Linked DNA regions of Homo sapiens: region 1 is linked to region 2. Evidence: chromatin loops called from intact Hi-C (ENCODE). Cell type or tissue: B cell. All regions are shown on one strand. Links, peaks and the distances in the headings refer to the core of each region. The heading gives the core; the rest is flanking DNA. Region 1 has its middle 38 kb from the start of MIR2355. Region 2 overlaps KLF7 (KLF transcription factor 7).

The links. A loop is a pair of places that touch in the nucleus more often than their neighbours do. Peaks named below come from ENCODE experiments on the same cell type or tissue, not always from the same donor. Only the 100,000 strongest peaks of a DNase experiment are listed, where the experiment ranks them.
Region 1: a loop joins it to region 2, with 4 times the contacts of the local background. A loop is called at or near these places in 11 of 110 quality-filtered maps.

Annotation. Positions count from the first base shown.
Region 1 is chr2:207,070,556-207,073,475 of GRCh38, forward strand. No RefSeq gene overlaps it. Among named protein-coding and RNA genes, the nearest start is that of MIR2355, 38 kb to the right of the region's middle. RefSeq lists an enhancer at 1,368-1,437. In B cell, for the core only: no CTCF peak of the experiment used is centred there; DNase peaks (open chromatin) are centred at 1,466 and 2,126.
Region 2 is chr2:207,141,416-207,144,335 of GRCh38, forward strand. The region is part of intron 1 of KLF7 (KLF transcription factor 7); the gene reads right to left. Among named protein-coding and RNA genes, the nearest start is that of KLF7, 23 kb to the right of the region's middle. RefSeq lists an enhancer at 867-1,368. In B cell, for the core only: a CTCF peak has its summit at 1,248; DNase peaks (open chromatin) are centred at 1,276 and 2,376; H3K4me3 peaks cover 2,405 bases; H3K27ac peaks cover 2,500 bases.

The sequences.
Region 1 (2,920 bases), core at 94-2,593, 71 kb before region 2:
CAAGAAGCTGCCCACTTGCTTCTTGGGTCTGCCCTGCAGACCCAGGTTCCTGTAGACTCTCATTTTGGTCATGTAGGAGACTTTGCCTGCCAGAGAATATTGCTTCAGTTCCTTTATGAAATGGCATGACTATCCTGGAGTTCTGCAGTGATGGGCAAAAAACTGCCTGCCTGATTACTTACACTTCCCACCTCCTGAATCCCCAAATTGGGCACTTGCTTCTATTTTTTTTCTATCCATTATCTCCCTACCTCTCATCCTCCTTGCACTTAAAAACTTTTCATATGAACGGATGGAATAAACGCATTAACTTTAAGGTCCATATGATAGATAGGGCATAAAGAATGATGTGTTCCTGATTAGTTGTAATTTAAAAATAAGGAAACTCTTAGGCTAAAACAATAAACATTTAATAGTAGAATATCAAGTGTTTGGGAGCTGGTTGGAAAAATATTTTGGGGGCTGAGTTGTGTGTTCATGTGCATGTATAGGCAGTGGCCTGGGCATCTCAGAACTGTGCCACGAAGGTGAGCACATTTTGAAGCTGTGCCTCACAGCATGCATTAGTTTCTGGGCATTGACTGTTGATTGGGAAACCTGGGGAAAGGCACAGTCAAGATCTAATGCTCAGGGCTCCAACCCCAGAACAATGGCAGGACGTGGCCACGAGCCCACCCACCGAAAGCGCCTGTACCTGAGGGAATGGGTGTTCCAAGCAGGGGAAAACGAGGCAGAGTATGTGCGTTCACTCCACTCACAGGCCACATTATCTTTTTCCTCTTAGGGGATCTCTGCATCCTTAAGTAACTTCCCAGTCATCAAATCAGTCTTTATTAAATTTTCACATGCACTTAGTTTTCGATTCAATTTGAAATGTGCTCCGAGGAGCATCATATGGACTAAATAATTAGCTAAAGAGAAATGGTACAGCATAGATTTTAGAGAATGGCACAGAACAGTGCCTCTTAAATACCACCAGTAGTAACTGAGGGCTTTTATGTAACACAAAGATGTGTACTTTTATTTTGAGTTATTTATTTTCATTTTTATTTAAAGGAAAAAATGGCTTATCAGACCAGTAGTTTTGGGGATATTTTTGCTGAGAACAAAGCTAAAACAGGTATTTGGGTTTTAAAAAGTGTGTCAATTTAAAAAACGATTGAAGAAGTAATAAATAGTGCAAGGATAATAAAAGAATCTTGAAGGCTGTGCTCAAGTAACTGCAGTTTAAGAAACACTGCCAAGTCCAGGAGAGCATCACCGCATATCAATAGCCCTGGATTTACTCCTGTTGTGCAAAGGACGTACTATATGACCCTGGACAAGTTGGAACCTCTCTGAACCTCAGTTGACTGAAGTAGAACGGTGACATTGAAGGAGATTGCCAAGATCGCCTCCCATGGTAGCATGTGGTGATGCTATTGATATTACAGGTTACCTTCTGTGTCTAGTGAGGTGGAAATGGGGAAATGATGTCAATCGTGATACTATGTCTGGAGACATCATGTACATAAGCATCAAGTTGACTCCTCCTCACCCTGAAGCAGTGAGGTATAGAGAAAAGTCTGCCACTTACTGTGTTCCCTGGGCCTTGATCAAGTCACTTACTCTCTTTGAAGCCCAGTTTCTCTACTTGTTTTTTGAATTATGTTTTTAATTGACAAATAAAAATCATATATATTTATTGTAAACAACCTGTTTTAAAATGTGTATACATTGTGGAATGGCTCAGTCAAGCCATAATTAACATATGCATTACCTCATATACTTACCATTTTTGTGGTGAGAACATTTAAAATTTATTCTCTTAGTGATTTTTGCACAAATACATTTCCAGTGATTATAGTGACCATGTAGTACAATAGATCCTTGTATTCCTCCTGTAGAACTGAAATTTTACATCCTTTGACCAACATCTCCCCAACCCCTCCTCACTTCAAAGCCCCTGGTAACCACGATTCTACTCTCTATGAGTTCAACTTTTTTAGATTCTGCATATAAGTGAGATAATGCAATATTTGTCTTTCTGTGCCCCCAGTTTTACCATTTGTGAGAGCAAATGGTCATGGTGATGAATAATACCTATTCAGTGTATGCAGTCTTATTGGACTACTCAAATGCAGTGTACGTAAAATGAAAAATTTCAGAAACATAAGTAAATGTTTATAAAACAAACATAAATTTTGTTCTTCCACCCTCCTGTAACTTTGTCATCACTTCCTCATTTTTAAATATAGTGTTGTTGTATGTATAGCTATATCATGATCAGGCAAAAAAGTTAATAGGTTAAGTTCAAGCCAGTAACTGTTGATAGTTTTTAAACTCTCAGATAAAATATTTAATGTTGGAGAAGGAATTAGGAATTGGCTCATGGATAAAACAGAAAACCATCACCTGCCAGTGACCTCAAAATCTTATTTTAGCTAAAAGTTTTAACCATCTCCTCTTCTAAACCTGTAAGTGGAAAATGAGCTACAAATAATAAATTATTTATCAATTCCACTGAACTCTGCTTTTTATGAGACTTCTTTCCATTACCCCAGCATTCCCAACTCCATATACAACCACAGATTATAGCTGGTACGCACCTTCTTCCCCCTAGGACATGCAGGTTACACTTTCAGACTACTGCCTGTTGGATTCAAATTATAGTTGTTTTTGCACTTAAGAATTCTTGTTACCAAGCTTGCCTAGTTGATCGTCTAGTTGACTAGGAGATAAATATTTCTAGAAGATGACACACAAAGAACTTGCAACTTCTAAATAGGGAGAACACAGAAGAGAAAGTAGAATCACCCAATATAAAGTATAGAGTCATTTTGTGCCAGGGCAAGCAACCCGGCAGTCTGGAGTCATCCCTGAATTTATATTATATTGTAAAAATGGATGCTCAAAAAGGTTGTAAAGTGGGCAATATATA
Region 2 (2,920 bases), core at 248-2,747:
GAATCAAACTCAAACACATTCAGGGACTAGGAGCATAACATACATTAGTGAAACAGTCAAGGAATATGACAATAATGAGGGGTGGGGACTGTGGTAAACTGGATAGCACATGCCATCTAAAAGGGGAAGTTGGTACATAGCACCAGCTCATCGATATCATGTAGAAAACAGAGGTCCAGAGTTGGCAAGTGTTTTTAAAGGAAGCCCAAATCTTTTGGGGTTTATGTGGAATCTCTCCAATTGTTTCAATGTTGGCAATGAGTATTAAAAAGTTAGAGTGCGTGAGACAAGCAAAGGGCCCACAGCTGCCAGTCTGAGCCTTCTGTTTCAAATGAAAGCAGAGGCAAAAGAAAAAAACAGAGGCATATTTGGGCAGTTCTTTCTTCCCTGTGGATCCAAATTATGGTATAACTGTCTCTTAGGGTAGTTATCAGCTGGAGAACCTTAAGCCTCACGTCCCACAGTTTCCCTAAGAAATCCCTTATTTGAGGAGAGACCCAGCTGAAGGAAATAATGATGAGCTGCACTTTCATTCGGCCCTGCTCAGCTCCTCCTGCCCCGCAGTACTCGGCTGGAATCCCTGCTCTCAATAAGAATCTTGTCACAAGAATGAGAAATCTGTAGAGAAGGCACCATGAAATGTCAAGCAGGAAGAGGCAAGAGCTCTGACAAATCCAATGAGCCTTGAGGTCTGGCACCAAGCTTTAAACTTCTTTTGGGCATAATCAATAGCTGCTCAATAAATACTTCTTCAATGAATTTTTTAAAAATCTTGATTAGGAGCTACTATTATTTTTCATTGCATGCTCTTCACTGAGGTGACTGGGAGATTGGTAGATTTTGCCCAATAAGATAATGAATGCCTGGGGAGAAAAAGCTCTGCTAAGATAAACAGGTGACACCTGTTTGAACTCTGATGGCCTTTCAGGGCAGGGTCTGTTATCTTGTACTTCTTTCAAATTAATTCAACAGTTATTTACTGAGCTTCCACTTTATATAGGACATTGTGCTGGAGACTTCAAGCGATTCTAGAGCTCAATATCTGCCTACAAGGTGCTCATGGTATCACAGGAAGAGAGGGATAGAAATACATGCAATTCAAGATAACACAGCACATGCGACTAAGCACTAGGCTGAATGAAGTGGTATGGCAACACAGAGAAGGAACCCACTCACTCTCCCTGCAGAGGTCAGTGAAGGCCTTGTGAAGAAGTCACATTTGAAACAGACCTTGGCAAATGAGTGAACTTTTGCCAAGTGGAGAAAGGGAACAATGACATTCTAAAAAGTGCACACAGTGTGAGCAAGGGTGTAGAGAGGTGAAAGCCCCACTGTGTGTCTGGAAAAGGATGAGCAGTCTAGGATTCTGATGAATGGGGTACACATTACGGAGGAGCAAGAAATGCATGCCCTCGGGCCTAAAAAATGTCTTCTATTTTTGGCTGACAATTACATTGGTGGTTTGCTCTGGGTTAAGCTTTGCCAACGCACTTCTAAAAGGCAGTAGCTGTTTCTCTAGATCTTCAGTGATAACTCAGGGAAAGATTAAAGAGCTCAAAAGATATTAGTGAAACCCAGTAGCCGTATTAATGTTGCCCAGTGATATTCCTGAACCTAAATGTCAAAGAAATCATTCAAGGCATTTTCTTTTTCAGACTGATACTCCCAATTTAGAAAACAACACAACAACAAAAACATAACAAATCAAAATGAGGACAAAACCCAAAAAGATGGAAATAAATACTATCAAAAAAAATCTTAGCTAAAATACAATGCCACTGGATTAAGCACAGAATTAAACTCATCTCTGATTTGCCTGGTAGCTGAAGCAAAAAGATCAACAATGAGTTAGGAAATTCTCATCATCAAATAAAAGAAACGTCAGTTCCTCAGAGATCAGTTGATCTTCACACGTAAAGTTTAAAGTAAAAGGAGGAGGAGGAGAAGAAAATGAGGAAGAGGAACAAAAGAAATGACATGAAAAAAAAAAATCCCTCCATTTACCAAAAAAAAAAAAAAGTTAAACTGTTTCTATTTAAAACCCTCAAGTATTTTGTCAGTTGAGGGAACTGAAGGTTCGGAGTCTGGGTATGTTTTTCTGCTTTGTAGCCTCTCTCTGTTGATGTTTTTCTGGCTTTCTAAGCAAAAAGGAAACCTCACCCATTCCTGTAGACATGCATTTATGACCACATTCTCCTGGCCAGTAACCCTCAGTGGCTCGTGGAGGCTCTCTCAAGGGTGGCATGTCAGGCAAATGGATTTGGCTATGGAGCTACTGCTTCTGTGGCTACTACTCAGATTCAACGCAGGCGCCTTCAGCGAGGGCTCCAGGGCAAGGCTCACTCATTAAGGACAAAATGTGCAGGCACATTTGACCTTTGGAAATCCAGCCCTGGTCTGAAGCTTCCAGATTCAAAACAAAAGCTTCAGGGCCGGAAAGAGAGTTAGAGGAGGCACACTTCCTAGCTTGGGGCCCATCCCCCACACATTCCCCCTGTGACTGAGAGGCTCACAAAACCAATAGAGCAGCATTATTAACTCTGCAATATCATAAGAGAGGGCTTCGCTCTCTGCCTTGGTGGAGAGAGAGAGGCCAGGGGAGGGGCAGGCTGGCTCCAGGGGAAAGCATGCTTCATTAGAGTCTTAACTCAAGGGAGGCAACTGCTTGTGTAAGCGCAACAGATGAACGCAATGTAGAGAGGCTCCCATAAAAACCCTGGCCCTGGTCTAGGAGTCGTCACAGCGGGGGGGAGAAAAAAAAAAAAAAGCATAGCTAGACTGAGCAAAGGCTGGGTGGCAGAGAGCTGTCATTTGGCATAGACTTCCAAAATGCCAGCAAGTGAAAAGTCATGTCAAGGGACTAACCTAAGGCAGAAGTTTTAAATGTGTCATACAAATGGGATGCTCCTTCATCTGCAGT